Regions from separate parts of the Homo sapiens genome. Here region 1 is linked to region 2. A link is an interaction called in ENCODE POLR2A ChIA-PET data of the cell type or tissue named here. Cell type or tissue: IMR-90. All regions are shown on one strand.

Region 1 (8,000 bases), 520 kb before region 2:
ACTGTAACATGTGCCTCCCGGGTTCAAGAGATTCTCCTGTCTCAGCCTCCTGAGTAGCTGGGATTACAGGTGCCTGCCACCATGCCCAGTTAATTTTTTCATTTTTAGTAGAGACGGGGTTTCACCATGTTGGTCAGGCTGGTCTCAAACTCCTGACCTCGTGATCTGCCCGCCTTGGCCTCCCAAAGTGCTGGGATTACAGGCGTGAGCCACTGCGCCTGGCAGACTTCCTCATTTTTAAAGTCAGTTTGAGTTGCACATTCCATTAACTGCATCGACATCAAGCTTTTATTAAGTAACTACTGCTGGGCACAGTGGCTCACGCCTGTAATCCCAGCCCTTTGGGAAGCTGAGGCAAGCAGATTACTCGAGCTCAGGCATTTGAGACTAGCCTGGGCAATATGACAAAACACTGTCTCTATAAAAAATATAAAAACTAGCCAGGTGTGGTGGCACAAGCCCGTGGTCCCAGCTATTCGGGAGGCTGAAGTGGGAGGATTTCTTGAGCCAAGGAGGTCGAGGCTACAGTGAGCCAAGATCACACCACTGCACTTCAGCCTGGGCAACAGAATAAGATCCTATCTCAAAAAAATAAAAACATAACTACTGTGTCAGGGACAATATTAGGCACAGAGAATATAAAAATGAAGAAGACAGCCAATTGGCTCAACATAGAGTTTTTATTCCAAAGGAAGACATGAATACCTAAAGAAATAATTATGATATATGCTATAATCAAGACAGGTGTAATGTGAGCCTAATAGAAGAAGCATTCCTTCTGCCTTTCTGGGACATTGAATCTGTTTCCCATCATAGATTCCTCAAGGGCAGAGAATCAAATCATTTTCTTCTTCTCATTCTCAATATTTGGCATAATTCCTTACACACAGCTGCTCAATAATAATATAGTATACTTATCAAAAGGATCAATTTTACTAAGTTCTCTAATGTGCTTGTTGATTTTTAGAGGATAAAGTTGAGTCCAAATGCAACGCATAATTTCATCAATATTTCCACCTAGTTTGCCAGAAGTCTCCAGCCCTATCTAGTATGTATGTGTGTATTTGGTGTACCTCCAAAATATGTTTAACATAACTTAAAATATAAAATACAGATAAAATTTAAACTGAAAATCACTTATCAAAGTGAAAAGACAAAATCAAAGTGAAAAGACAAAATTAAAGTAAAAAGGAGGAAAGGGAAGAAGTAGGAAGAAGGAGACATTCCGAAACATCTTAGAAAATCTTAAAGCGGATGATGCCAGTGGGCTTTGTAAAGATAAAAATGCTTAATTACAAAGCTTGGAGTGAGAGACAAACTAAAAATGAAACTACTGATTGTCTGTGCTTAAAGCGTCCTTTTCACTTCTCCCAACACACCCAACAGAAAATAGCTTAAGCTCAGTGGATTCATCCATCATATCGTCAGTAGATCTTAAAATCAACAGGCATTCCTAAAGAGATACATGGGCCACAGTTCCTTCATTTCAGTTATTTCCTTGGGTCCTGTATTCCTAATATTTTGGGACAGAGTGAAGCAACAACTCTATTCCCTGAACTAAAACTTCCCAGTAGGTCACAATACATTTTTTTGAAAGATTTGGATGGAGAATCTTGTCAGACAAGGCACCACCTGCCTGGATTAAGGAAACCACTCTCGCCTCTAAAAAATTCTCACCTTCCAAAAAATTACCAAATTATATGAAAACCTGTTCTAAAGTTTCAACAACTGTGATTTACATTTCTAAGAAGGAAGCTATTTTTAAGGTTGCATACATTTTTCTTAAAGACTACGTTGCTGTTAATGATGACTCTTGGATTGCAAATGAGACAAACACAACTTAAATGCGCTAAAGTAAAAAAGTAAATGAATATCTTAGAAGTTCAAATATAGCTGTATCCAGGGGTCAGACCAACATTGGCACTTCTCATCTTCTCTGTTTCCACTCGGCTCCCATGTGTTAGTTTTCTATTTATTTATTTATTTATTTATTTATTTATTTATTTATTTATTTTTGATACGGAGTCTCACTGTGTCGCCCAGGCTGGAATTGCAGTGGCGCGATCTCAGCTCATAGCAAGCTCCGCCTCCTGGGTTCACGCCATTCTCCTGTCTCAGCCTCCCGTGTAGCTGGGACTACAGGTGCCCACCACCACGCCCGGCTAATTTTTTGTATTTTTAGTAGAGACGGGGTTTCACTGTATTAGCCAGGATGGTCTCAATCTCCTGAACTCATGATCCACCCGCCTCAGCCTCCCAAAGTGCTGGGATTACAGGCATGAGCCACTGCGCCCAGCCTAGTTTTCTCTTAATATAAGGCAGACTCCATGTGGCTTAGGACAATTACTATGTGTGGTTGCATGCTGCATTCTAATGTAGCATCTTCTGCAGAGGAATCTTCCACCATCATCCATCTATCAGTTCAGCCAAGTCTCTGATTGGCCCTGCTTGGATCAATTGCCAACCTGAACCAATACCGGTGTCCAGACGAAGAAGTTACCATGACTGGTCAAGCCTGGATCATGTGCTGTTACTATAGTGAAATAAGTGAAGCCTGGGAATTGTAGCCCATCAGAATCACAGGATGTAGAGGAAAGACACTTCTGAAGAGAAAGGATGCTGAACAAAAAACAAAAAAAGACCCACTACGTAGGAAAGCACAGAGTCATGATCTCTGGGGTAAATCATATTACCCCAGAAAGTGTTTAGGCAAATGTTTAAGGGGCCTGTGACAATGAGTGCTTTTCCAATTGGAGTGGGTTGAGGGGTGAGTTGGAAAAACAGTGGCCTTCTGCCCTAGAACTAGTAACCTTGCACCATGGGAATTTGTGTTGCGTGAACCTTACAGTCTGCCTGCCCCATAGATCAACGCTTCTATTTTGTTGTTGCGTCAGGTAACATGTTTAGCTCCTAGATAGTCTATCATCTGCAAGAAAGGAGAGGTGGGCCCTAAAAGGCATGCAGTTCTTTTCAACAGCATTTTTTGAAATCCTAGGAAGATGGGAGTTATGGCATATGCTCCAGTGAGCCTGTTAAGATTACTCATGATGACTCTAGGCTATGTTTGGAACTCCTTCTAAACTGAATAAACAGATGGCCAGCAGTGGCTAAACCTGAAAGTAGTTTGAAAAATGCTGAGAATCAATTACTTTAATGCTCTCCGAGCTTAAAGGTCCTTCAAAAATGACTGGACAATATTTATTAGGAAACATGTTCCTTCTGGAATAAATTCAGCTCAAGAACAGATGTGCTGCAATATTCTGAGACATGAATTCAACGTGATGTAAAAAAGAATTATTGGCTTTACATCCCTATCACAGAAGTCTTGAGGCATAGTTAATTGATGATGATTACTTCAGGAATATTCTGAGCCAAGACTCCACCAAAAAAGAAAAGTATTTTTCTCATTAACTTCCTAATAGCACATGTTATTCACAAGAAATTCACAGGAATGGGCATGCTATATCTTGGAAAAAGAGACCAATTTGGGAATATGCTTGAGCCAGAAACAGCAAAATGGGTCGGAAAGGCAAGTTTCAGAGTTTTGAATCCTAGAAACTATGCCAATAAGATTTTCTGAGGGCCAAAAAGGACAGCGAATCTGCCAGTCCAGCTGTGAGAACACAGCTGTGAGATTTCTGAAGGAAATGATGGAGGAGAAGGCAAGCTCATAAAGTGGACACATCACCAAGCTGGGAGCAGTATTAACACACTGTAGGATGGAAATCAGCACCTAAAATACCGATTTAAAATGATTCTGGCGAGTTAGAGACTTAATCTAAAGGGGAGAAAAAGACAATAAATTTCAACAAGCCTAGTCACAAGTTAGTATCAAATAAGAAGATACAGGACCAGTATCAGGTTGTGGGCAGAAGTTGAGCAGCAATGGAACAACACAGACTACACTCTAATAGGTTATAAGAGGTAGAGATTAACTTGTCCAACTAATTCACTTTACAGGTGAAAAAAAGAAAGCCTCGCCCAGAGAGAGTGTTTCAATTATTTCTGGGTATTTCACAAATTACTCCAAAAAATACTGTCTTAAAGAAATGATTTGTTCACAATTCTTCAATTTGTGCAGGGCTTGGCAAGGAGAGCTTGTCACTGCTCCACATGGCAGCAGCTGGGATGGCGCAACTATGACTAGACAATCTACTTCCAAGATGGCCTCATTCATAGCCAGGCCAGTGGGTGCTAGCTGTCCGTTGGAAGATCGGCTGAGGCTGTTGGCCAGGGACTTTGTTCTCCACCACATGGCTTCTCCGTGTGGCTAGGTTGGGCTCGTGGAGAGGCCATGTGGAGGACAACTGCTCACAGCATGGCGGTCTTAGGATGGACATATTACATGGCAGCTGGCTTCCCCGAGAAAGCTGCTAGGTCTTCTTAAGGCTTAAGCCTTCCTCTGTGTTCTGTTGGTTAAAGCAGGCCTCACGGCCAGCCCAGATTCAAGAGAAGACTGCAGAGGGTTATGAATATCAGGAGATGTGGTTCAATCTGCTGCAGAGGGGATATGACTTGTGCAAAGTTAATTATATGCTACTGTCAATTACAGGAAAATTTTATAATAAAAATTATTTTCTTTAAAAAAAGGAGAAAAAGGAAAGTCAGCAGAAATAGTAAAAATAATCCTATTACAAGGAACATGATCAAATCTCAGCTTCACAATGTAAAAGAAACCTGGAAATCTTGGAGATAAGGTAGAAGAGAGAAATGATTATGACTGAAAGATAGGAAAAGAAAACAGAATGAATTATTATTATTATTTTTATTTTTTTGACGACAGAGCAAGACTCTGTTGTCCAGGCTGGAGTGCAGTGGCACAATCCTGGCTCACTGCCAACTTTGTCTCCCTGGTTCTAGTGATCCTCCCACCTCAGCCTCCGCGTAGCTGGAACTACAGGCCTGCACTACCTCGCCCAGCTAATTTTCTGTATTTTAGTAGAGATGGGGTCTCACTATGTTGCGCAGGCTGGTCTCAAACTCCTGAGCTCATGCAATCTGCCCACCTCAGCCTCCCAAAGTGCTAGGATTACAGGCATGAGCCACTGCACCTGGCTGAAAATTTTTTAAAAAGTAAAATTGTATAGCCTGGCATGGTAGTGCATGCCTATAGTCCCAGCTATGTAGGAGGCTGAGGGGGGAGGATCACTTGAGCCTGGGACTTGGAGGATGCAGTGAGCTGAGATCACACCACTACATTCCAGCCTGGCAACAGAGCAAAACCCTGTCCCCATCTTCAAAATAATAATAATAATAATAATAATAATAATAAAATAAAATTGTATAGCCTGTAGAGTGACTTAATAATTAAGTGAATTAAAAATTAAGTCACTGGAAAGTAACTTAATAATGATCCTCAAAGCCTGTAGATGAATATTCACTATCAATTCCTATTCTCTAAGAACAGAAATTGATTATATAAGATTTAGGTTGAAAGAATTTCCTGGAAAAAATGATAGATCAGAAAGAGGAGAATATAAAACTTTCTTTCTAAAAATCTGTAAGAGGCTAGGCACAGTGACTCACACCTGTAATCCCAGCACTTTGGGAGGCCAAGGCGGGAGAATCACTTCAGCCCAGGAGTTTGAGACCAACCTGGCCAACATGGTGAAATTCTGTCTCTACTAAAAATACAAAATTTAGCCTGGTGTGGTGGTGTGTGCCTGTAATTGCAGCTTCTTGGGTGGTTGAGGCGGGAGAATCACTTGAATCTGGGAGGTGCAGGTTGCAGTGAGCCAAGATCACACCGCTGCACTCCAGCATGGGCAGGCAGAGTGAGACCCTGTCTCAAAAAATAAATAAGTAAATAAAAATTAAAAAATAAAAATGCTTAAGAGAAGTTACAGTTAAATATATAGGGAAGAGGCCGGGCGCGGTGGCTCACGCCTGTAATCCCAGCACTTTGGGAGGTCGAGGCGGGTGGATCACGAGGTCAAGAGACTGAGAACATCCTGGCCAACATGGTGAAATCCCACCTCTACTAAAAATACAAAAATTAGCTGGGCATGGTAGCGGGCACCTGTAGTCCCAGCTACTTGGGAGGCTGAGGCAGGAGATCGCCTGAACCCAGGAGGCAGAGGTTGCAGTGAGCCGAGATCGTGCCACTGCACTCCAGCCTGGCAACAGAACAAGACTGTCTCTCAAAAAAAAAAAAAAAAAAAAAAAGTATATATATATATATGAAAGCATTCTCTGCCCTTCAAAGAATGGAAGCCTCCATGATGACTCTTTTATGAAGCTGTGAAGTTCCTAGAAAGTGGTGACACTATCTATAGTCAGGTGTCTACACCTGCCCACCTGCATTATTATTAATCCTTTTATGCCCTTGTCCTTGTCCCTGCCCTAAACCCCACTGAGGATTGGAGGTTCCTTGAAGGCAAAGATCATGTCTTGATCTTCTTATCTCAGAGCCTACAACTTGCTATCGACAGAGTATGTACTCAACAAATAAAGCATTTTGTTACTTTTGCCCATGGTAACTGATTAGATGCTAAGCATAATGATTAAATAATTGTCCAAGTATTTAGCTTAATTGATATTTACTGTGCATTGACTCTGTGCCAGGTACTGTGCTATATGCAATGAGATACTGTGGCCAGCAAAACAAACATAGTGTTCTTATAGTATAGTTTCAAAAAAAAAAAAAAAAGCCCCACCAACAGTGTAAAAGTGTTCCTAAACCTTTGTGGAAGACAGTGTGGCGATTCCTCAAGGATCTAGAACTAGAAATACCATTTAACCCAGCCATCCCATTATTGGGTTTATACCCAAAGGATTATAAATCATGCTGCTATAAAGACACATGCACACCTATGTTTATTGCGGCACTATTCACAGTAGCAAAGACTTGGAACCAACCCAAATGTCCATCAATGATAGACTGGATTAAGAAAATGTGGCACATATACACCATGGGATACTATGCAGCCATAAAAAATGATGAGTTTATGTCCTTTGTAGGGACATGGATGAAGCTAGAAACCATCATTCTCAGCAAACTATCGCAAGGACAAAAAACGAAACACCGCATGTTCTCACTCATAGGTGGGAATTGAACAATGAGAACATTTGGACACAGGAAGGGGAACATCACACACCGGGGCCTGTCATGGGGTTGGGGGAGGGGGAGGGATAGCATTAGGAGATATACCTAATGTAAATGACGAGTTAATGGGTGCAGCACACCAACATGGCGCATGTATACATATGTAACAAACCTGCACGTTGTACACACGTACCCTAGAACTTAAAGTATAATTTAAAAAAAAAAAAAAAAAAGCTTGTAATCCCAGCTACTTGGGCGCAATGGTTCACGCCTATAATCTCAGCACTTTGGGCAGATCACCTGAGGTCAGGAGTTCAAGACCAGCCTGGCCAACATGGTGAAACCCCGTCTCTACTAAAAATATAAAAATTACCCAGGCATGGTAGCAGGAGCCTGTAATCCCAGCTACATATATATATATAAAACATACATGTATGTGTGTGTGTATATATACATGTATATATATATATACACGTGTGTGTGTATATGTGTGTGTGTATATATATATATCTCACTATATAGTTTTTTAAGGAAAACTGTAGGATAACATAAGTGATGAAAATAGGAGGACTGGCCGGGTACGGTGGCTCACACTTGTAATCCCAGCACTTTGGGATGCTGAGGCAGGTGGATCACCTGAGGTCAGGAGCTCAAGACCAACCTGGCTAACATGGTGAAACTCCATCTCTACCAAAAATACAAAAATTAGCCAGGCGTGGTGGTGGGCGCCTGTAATCCCAGCTACTCGGGAGACTGAGGCAGGAGAATTGCTGGAACCCAGGAGGCGGAGGTGTAGTGAGCCAAGATCGTGCCATTGCACTCCAGCCCAGCCAACAACAGGGAGAATCTGTATCAAAAAAAAAAAAAAATAGGAGGACTAATTTATCTGGGGAGATTGAATAGTAAGTAATTATGAGCATGGGCTCTGGGGTTGGACTGGCTGCAAGGGGTTTTT
Region 2 (8,000 bases):
AGTGACATCCTATCACCCTCACCAAATTCTTAGTTAGAAGCAAGTCGTAGGTCCTGTCCACACTCAGGGGGAGGAGAATGTACAGCAGTGTGACTCTCTACAGCAAGGGTCATGGGAAGCCACCTTAAGCGTGTGCCTGCCATACCATTACTAAGGTAGATCCTAAACATTTTGTTATTTATCTACTCCTACATTTTTAAGAACACAGCTTTTAATAACCATTATTAGAGTCAATAGGCCAGGCACGATAGCTCATACCTGTAATCCCAGCACTTTGGGAGGCCAAGGCAGGCAAATCAACACCAACCTGGCCAACATGGCGAAACCCTGTCTCGACTAAAAATACAAAAATTAGCTGGACATGGTGGTGCACGCCTGTAATCCCAGCTACTCGGGAGGCTGGGGCACGAGAAGTGCTTGGACCCAAGAGGCAGAGGTTGCAGCGAGCTGAGATTGTGCCACTGCACTCCAGCCTGGGTGACAGAGTGAGACTGTCTTAAAAAAAAAAAAAAAAAAAAAAAGGCCGGTGTGGTGGCTCACGCCTGTAATCCCAGCACTTTGGGAGGCCAAGGCGGGTGGATCACAAGGTCGGGAGATGGAGACCATCCTGGCTAACATGATGAAACCCCATCTCTACTAAAAATATACAAAAAAAAAAAATAGCCGGACGTGGTGGCAGGCGCCTGTAGTCCCAGCTACTCGGGAGGCTGAGGCAGGAGAATGGCGTGAACCTGGGAGGTGGAGCTTGCAGTGAGCTGAGATCGGGCCACTGCACTCCAGCCTGGGTGACAGAGCAAGACTCAGTCTCAAAAAAAAAAAAAAAAAAAAAGAAAAAAAAAATCAATCAGTAAAAGCTTACTGTCTTTTTGCATAGAGATGAAAACATTTTCAACTTTTTATGAAGTAAAAATTAGCCTCTTTTCTTTCTTACTATAATTTGGGAAGCAAAGATTGATTCTTAAAATGAGCTTCCTTAATAGTAGAATTTTCTGTTTATTATTCTGTTTGTATGGTTTTTAGAAGTCCAAAAAGTTTTTTAGGAACAGAATTAAAGGTTCAAATAATTTTCCCTGATGCCCCAAAATAAGAGCAATAAAAAACAAATCCCCAAGTCCCCAAATCCAGCTTTTAGAAAAGCATTTTAGTCTTCTGGAACTATTTTTCTTCACCTGCCAACCCAGAAAACACAGATGAACCCACCAAGAAACATACGCAAACACGTGCAGGCACAGTTAAACCAAGTAAAATTCTATAATTGCCTCTAACATGGTTGTCTTCTTTTTTGTGCTCATGTTAATAGCAGAGTTCAATTTGTATAGTAGCACTTTGAAAATATATTTCATTCTGAAACATTCTATCATTACAGTTATTGCTTTCAGCACCTATTGGTTGCAAATAATTTTGCTGTTATAATTTGTCTGAAAACCATTAAACTTTGTATGGGGTTTCTTATCTAGGTATCAGCAAACACAGAGGATTCTTCTATGAGTGGCTACTTGTACAGATCAAAGGGCAATAAAAAACCCTGGAAACACTTTTGGTTTGTCATAAAAAATAAAGTACTATATACATATGCTGCAAGTGAGGTAAGATCTGAAATCTAAAGATGAGTAATTTGGGGTTTTGTAATGCCAACTGCAAGTAATTACAATATTTTAAAAATCCATTTATTTTACATAAGATTTTTTGCTTTGCTTTTGGATGGGGGAGGTGTTGTTGCTGTTATTTTTAATGTGAACAGTGTTCTTGCTTTGTACCTGGAGAGCTCTTTCTCAAATGTGTTAGGAATTTTCCATATTATTAAAATGCAATTTTTGTGTGTGTCGTGTGACTACTAATTACTTTACTAAAGGCAGAGCTGCCCCCAGGTGCACTGGCTCACACCTGTAATCCCAGCACTTTGGGAGGCTGAGTGGGGGTGGATCACCTGAGGTCAGGAGTTCGAGACTAGCCTGGCCAACATGGCGAAACCCCGTCTCTACTAAGAATACAAATATTAGTGGAGTGCCTGTAATCCCAGACACTTGGGAGGGTGAAGCAGGAGAATTGCTTGAACCCGGGAGGCAGAGGTTGCAGTGAGCTGAGATCGTGCCACTGCACTCCAGCCTGGGCAACAGAGAGACTCTGTCTCAAAAAAAAAAAAAAAAAAAAAGGCAGAGCTGTGTTTCTTTCTGCCAAGCTCTCTTGAGTGATACTCCCTTTACTGTCATCGTTAGATTGCATTGATCTGACAGCAGCATAGATAAGATAGGCTTTTTTGGATTATAAACAATTCTAGCAGTTTACTCTAATTCTGTCCTTTTCTCCTACCTGATCACCCTGTGTTCCACCATCCTATGAAAACACTGCTGTAGGGTCCACACTTTTCCTTAGTGAGATCCAGGTGAATAGCTTACCTTTCTGAGCTGTTTTCTGCATCCATAAAATGAAAGTAATATAATCACGTGCCTTCCTTGGTTTAGTGAGGATGTTGTGAAATTCAGTAGATGTGAACATGCCAGAAATTGTGTGCCACAGTGCCTGGCATATAGGGTACCTAGGGAGGGAGTGGCTCAATGAATATTATTGAATAAATGAGAAGTGAGTAAGTTGTTAGAATTATCATTACCTTATATGTGAATAATTGAAATTAAATTAGAGCTATGTAGATCAAGAGTTTTCAAATCTGAATTTTGTCTCAATCTAAAAACTTTTCTCCATTTGTATGTTTTTAAATTAGGACGTGGCCGCTTTGGAGAGTCAGCCTTTATTAGGATTCACTGTTATTCAAGTTAAAGATGAGAATTCCGAGTCTAAAGTATTTCAGTTACTGCACAAAAACATGTTATTTTATGTATTCAAAGCAGAGGATGCTCATTCGGCTCAGAAGTAAGTAATCTGGCCATATTTTTCTTTTATTCATGAGATTTCAGTTTTTTAATGGTTGCTTGTAAAATGACCTACTTTAAGGCATGGGGACAACTCAAAATTTACATCAGAGATTTTAATTAGAAAGATTTAACGTATTATTTAAACTCTTCAGAATTGTTTTAAAGACAAGGCAGGGGTATCTGGAATATTTTCAGGAGGCAGAGGGGAAAAGAAAATAGGTAGTCCTATACAAAGTATTTTATCTACACGTGATCTCAGAGGAAGCAGCGTGATGCTGCTCTGCTGAAAGGAAGGAAAGCTAAGGCATTTGACCTCTCCTTCTATGAGGGTAAGAATCTTCCCTTGAAACATTCCAGGACTTTGGCAATCCAGCGATTCATTTGTGCCATGGAACAGCAGGAGTTTAAACAGCTGCTCGCTAACTTCTTTGGGGAAAAGGTCAAACACATTAAGAGACTCCCATGCTGTTCCAGTGACTGAGTAGAAGGAAATGGCTATCAGTTTAGATGGCAAAGGCTGAAACAGTCTCCTCAGAATTCCAGCAAGAATCTTTACTTAGATGTTATCAGTTTGCTTAACATAGAGATGCGTATCTACCTCTGTGAAATTAGGTCTCTTTTGAACAAAATAGTTCATCATCTCTCATTTGATTTTTACCTTGGCTTCACAAAAGAATACATTTTTGTTTTCAGGAAGAGGTGTTCATGTGTTCTCCACAAGCTTAAAAGTGCATGAAAATAAAAAAGAATGCTTTGAGTGAGCAAAGCTTTTAGTTTCTTAAGACAGTTAAGATTAATGTACCAGAATTGCACACATCCCTGAATACCAGCCAGGCACAATGTTACACACACTCTGTAAGACTCTTTTTTCAGTCTATTTTAGGATATCCAACAGTATATAGCTATTCTTCCAAATATTTTCCTTTGGCTACTGGAGAATATTTTTAAATTATGTCACTTAACCATCTTTTCTATAAAAATTATTTAGACAAAATAGTAATTGCCCTAATATTGTCAGATATTAGCTTTCTTACAATTTTCATCAAACTGAAAAAAAGTACTGCTTTTCAATATATGTCATCTTTTGCTTATATCATTGAGTTGACAAGATAGAAATGCCACCAAGACAGAATTACATGTAGTTAGGTAAAGGAAGTCAGTTTACTTATAATTTAGAATTGACCCAGGCTAAATTATAAATTTCTCTTTATTAATATCATATGGATTGCTTTTTGAAGTACATGACAGAATATTAAAATGTATTAATTTTAGTGGGAAAAAAGCCTTGCTATGGCAGTATAACATGCTATTTATGTTCAATATTAAATTTTTGAAAATTCCTTAAAATTTGAACTGAATCTGTTATAGGTTGCTTTTACAAAATAATTAAACTGAGTGATTTCAAGTGTTCATAGTTCTCTGGACTCTCTTCTGTGTGTGTGTGTGTGTGTGTGTATGTGTGTGTATATATATATATATATATTTTTTTTTTTTTTTTTTTTTTTTTTTTTAATGGAGACAGAGTCTAGCAATGTTGCCCAGGCTGGTCTGAAACTCCTGGGCTCAAGCAGTCCACCTATCTCAGCCTCTCAAAGTGCTGGAATTACAGGTGTGAGCCACCATGCCCAGCCTACATAAAATAATACCGTAAGAAATGATATTTCCATAAGAAAGAAGAAAAAGTTCAGAAGCAATTACATTAGTAGGGAGGAAAAAGACTACTCTCAAGTATCTTCTGAATAATTGCAGCTGTGTATATTGTCAGATAAAACTTTGAGACTAAAGAATTTTGGAAAGATGTCTGTGAAACTTTGAGAAGCTCTTTTTTTTTTTTTTTTTTTGAGACAGTCTCGCTCTGTTGCCCAGGCTGGAGTTCAGTGGCGCAGTCTCAGCTCACTGCAACCTCTGCCTCCTGGGTTCAAGCAATTCTCCTGCCTCAGCCTCCCAAGTAGCTGGGATTACAGGCGCACACCACCACGCCCAGCTAATTTTTGTATTTTAGTAGAGACAGGGTTTCACCATATTGGCCAGGCTGGTCTCGAACTTCTGACCTCAGGTGATCTGCCCAACTCAGCCTCCCAAAGTACTGGGATTACAGGCATGAGCCACGGCGCCCAGCCGAGAAGCTCTCATACAGCATGCAAACTTTTGATCAACACTAGATGCCAGATTCCTTTTAATTGCAAATCTTGAAACAGGTCTGGATTAGGGGATATACAAGGAAACTCTGATAGCTAGAGTTAAGGTAGGAGGAGACAGGGAACTAGTGTTCCTAAAAGCACTGAGTCCAAATTCCAGATAAAAAAGAAGTTGTAATAAAGCCTTCACTGAAATATCAACTTCCAAAATAAATTAATTGGTAGCATCAAGACTTCATAGAACCTTTATACATGAAATGGTCCCTTCCTTATGCCTATCAGAAATGAGAGGCACACTTTCCAGGCTAAATTTTGGACCAAATTACCAAATAAAGGGTAGTTCCATGTATGCAGAAGGCCAATTTGCTGCAAGAAAAGATCTTACTGGCCGGTCACGGTGGCTCACGCCTGTAATCCCAACACTTTGGGAGGCCGAGGCAGGCCGATCACATGAGGTCGGGAGTCCAAGACCAGCCTGACCAACATGGAAAAACCCCGTCTCTACTAAAAATACAAAATTAGCCAGGTGTGGTGGCACATGCCTGTAATTCGAGCTACTTGGGAGGAATCGCTTGAACCCAGGAAGCAGAGATTGTGGTGAGCCGAGATAGCACTATTGCACTCCAGCCTGAGCAACGAGAGCAAAACTCTGTCTCAAAAAAAAAAAAAAAATACATATATATATATATCTTACCTATGTTGTTATGGTAATGAGGACCACAGGCCCAGCTGTCATCTATATGGTGTTCACACGTCAGATGATTAGGTTTTACAAATCTAACCGATTTCTCTTATCAATAGGTGGATAGAAGCATTTCAGGAAGGCACAATATTGTAGCAGTATTGGTTTCATCTCTTCTGTGATTCCAAAGAGGTGGAATTTCATCAGAATGGAGTAAATGCAATTCAAAAATTGTATAAAAATGAACACTGCCAAGATAAAGCCAACCAGACCCTTCATCAAAGAAATTGTTTTGTTAGGTATAAGCAATTTTTAAAAGGTGTTTGTTTTTTCATTTATGTTATTTATTAAAATTTTGATGTTTACTTAATGGTCAGAATTATTTCTGAGACACACTGAATTCTAAAGTACCATTTCTTTAGAGACCAGAAAAACTATCTTAATACTGTATACTGTATTAACTATTCGTGACATAGTTCACACTGTTTTCTTACCTTACATTGTAACAATCTTACTGGTGGAAAGTCTTTGTAAGGAAAAAACACATAGCAAGGAGCAAATTTCCACAAAGTGCTTGGTTTAGGAATTGTGATTATTATAAAACTGCTGATGAAAAAAATGCATGTCTTTGAATCAATAAACTTGGGTGAATATTTGTATCTTTTAGTGGAAAAACATGGCCAGCTTCTACCTCAGTAACTGTGAACTGAAATTTCAGTAAATTATCTAAAGTATTTCTGTTGTTAGGTACCTCTTTGGCAGGAGTTAATATTACATCATCAAAGAATTATAGCAAAGAGATAGAATCTGAATTTTTTAAAACTGTGAGTAGGAATGAAGATGTTTTTATTTGCAGAATACCACAAATAACCAACTCTTCCGGCTTTTAAGTCCAATCTTTTAAAAAATCTACCACTTCGAAACAAACATAAATGTATCATTTTTTAAAATAGCAAAATATAGCAAGCATTATGTCACATAATATTCCCTGCTATTATAAGAGTTCTGAGCCCAAGTCAATGATGATATTTGTATCTATAAGTAATGTTACATTTCCAAAAATATTGTGCATTACAAATGGAACTGGAATTACTATATCAGAAAAGCATAATTATAAGCCAGTAATAACTGAAATTCTATAGTATTCATTTTCAAAAGGTCTTTTTCTGCCAGTTTGTGATATCCTCCCTCCTAATTAAAAAAAAAAACAACAAATCCTTTCTCTATAAGCAGCTATCAGCACACCTCCTTAGGAAAGATTTAGATTCATAATTCTGGTGCACTTACTGTTTAACATATGAACTACCTTGCACATACAATTGTTGATTAGCAGAAGAAAATGAAATAACACTGTGATAAAAGCCATCCCTGATGTTCACAATACACAATTTATTAACTAAGTTTAAACTATAAATTATCTTAACTGCCATGAGCGGTGGCTCACACCTACAATCTCAGCATTTTGGGAGGCCGAGGCCGTTGGACCACCTGAGGTCAGGAGATCGAGACCAGCCTGGCCAATATGGTGAAACCCCATCTCTATTAAAAATACAAGAATTAGCCGGTCGTGGTGGTACATGGCTGTAGTCCTAGCTATTCAGCAGGCTGAGGCAGGAGCATCGCTTGAACCCAGGAGGCAGAGGTTGCAGTGAGCCGAGATGGTGCCACTGCACTCCAGCCTGGGATGACAGAGCGAGACTCCATCTCAAAAAAAAAAAAAAAAAAAAAATTGAACAGCAAGGTTATCCATATAATATTTCTTTAAAGGGTACAAGAATTTTCCTTTCTGCCTCTAAATAAAGGATTTCCTAATTCAGTGTGATCCTTAACAGCAACCATGAGGATTACTGAGTGCCTTTCTGGGGCCTTTTGAATGCTGTTTGGTACAGCACCAGAGTCCCTACTAGATCTAGAGTTGGCTGCTATAGTTTTTTGTGGCGATTTTTTGCCATGGAGTCATTTGAACCTCATACACAATCCTAACATGCCATCCCCTTTCTGTCATAGCAGGTACACTAAAATTTCTTTGTAGCTCAATTTTATATAATCAAGATCACATAAATAAGGCTTCCATGTTAGAATCGTTGCAGTTTTTAGTGTATTCCTTTTTGGAGGCTAAAGTTGTACCTTATAAACTGTTTCTGCGTCTGGCATTTAGCAAGACAAGTTATTTGGGTTTTCTTTCCCTCCTCTTGAGCTCTCAGCCTTCTGACTACAAGGTTTGGCTTAAGCCTTATAATCTAAAAAATATCAGCCAGGCTATTCTATCTTCTAAGACCTGGCTGAATCATGAGCCAGTTCTAAATCTAA

The links. Peaks named below come from ENCODE experiments on the same cell type or tissue, not always from the same donor. Only the 100,000 strongest peaks of a DNase experiment are listed, where the experiment ranks them.
Region 1: POLR2A ChIA-PET joins it to region 2 with 10 read pairs; 2 of 35 experiments call an interaction of 5 or more read pairs at or near these places.

Annotation. Positions count from the first base shown.
Region 1 is chr12:95,596,939-95,604,938 of GRCh38, reverse strand. No RefSeq gene overlaps it. Among named protein-coding and RNA genes, the nearest start is that of USP44, 49 kb to the right of the region's middle. In IMR-90, no CTCF peak of the experiment used is centred here; a DNase peak (open chromatin) is centred at 3,058; H3K27ac peaks cover 1,416 bases.
Region 2 is chr12:95,079,366-95,087,365 of GRCh38, reverse strand. FGD6 (FYVE, RhoGEF and PH domain containing 6) reads left to right here. Exons shown (of 21, transcript NM_018351.4): 19 at 1,458-1,586; 20 at 2,720-2,868; 21 at 5,810-8,000. The coding sequence ends at 5,846. Among named protein-coding and RNA genes, the nearest start is that of NR2C1, 9.7 kb to the right of the region's middle. In IMR-90, no CTCF peak of the experiment used is centred here; a DNase peak (open chromatin) is centred at 3,245; H3K27ac peaks cover 650 bases.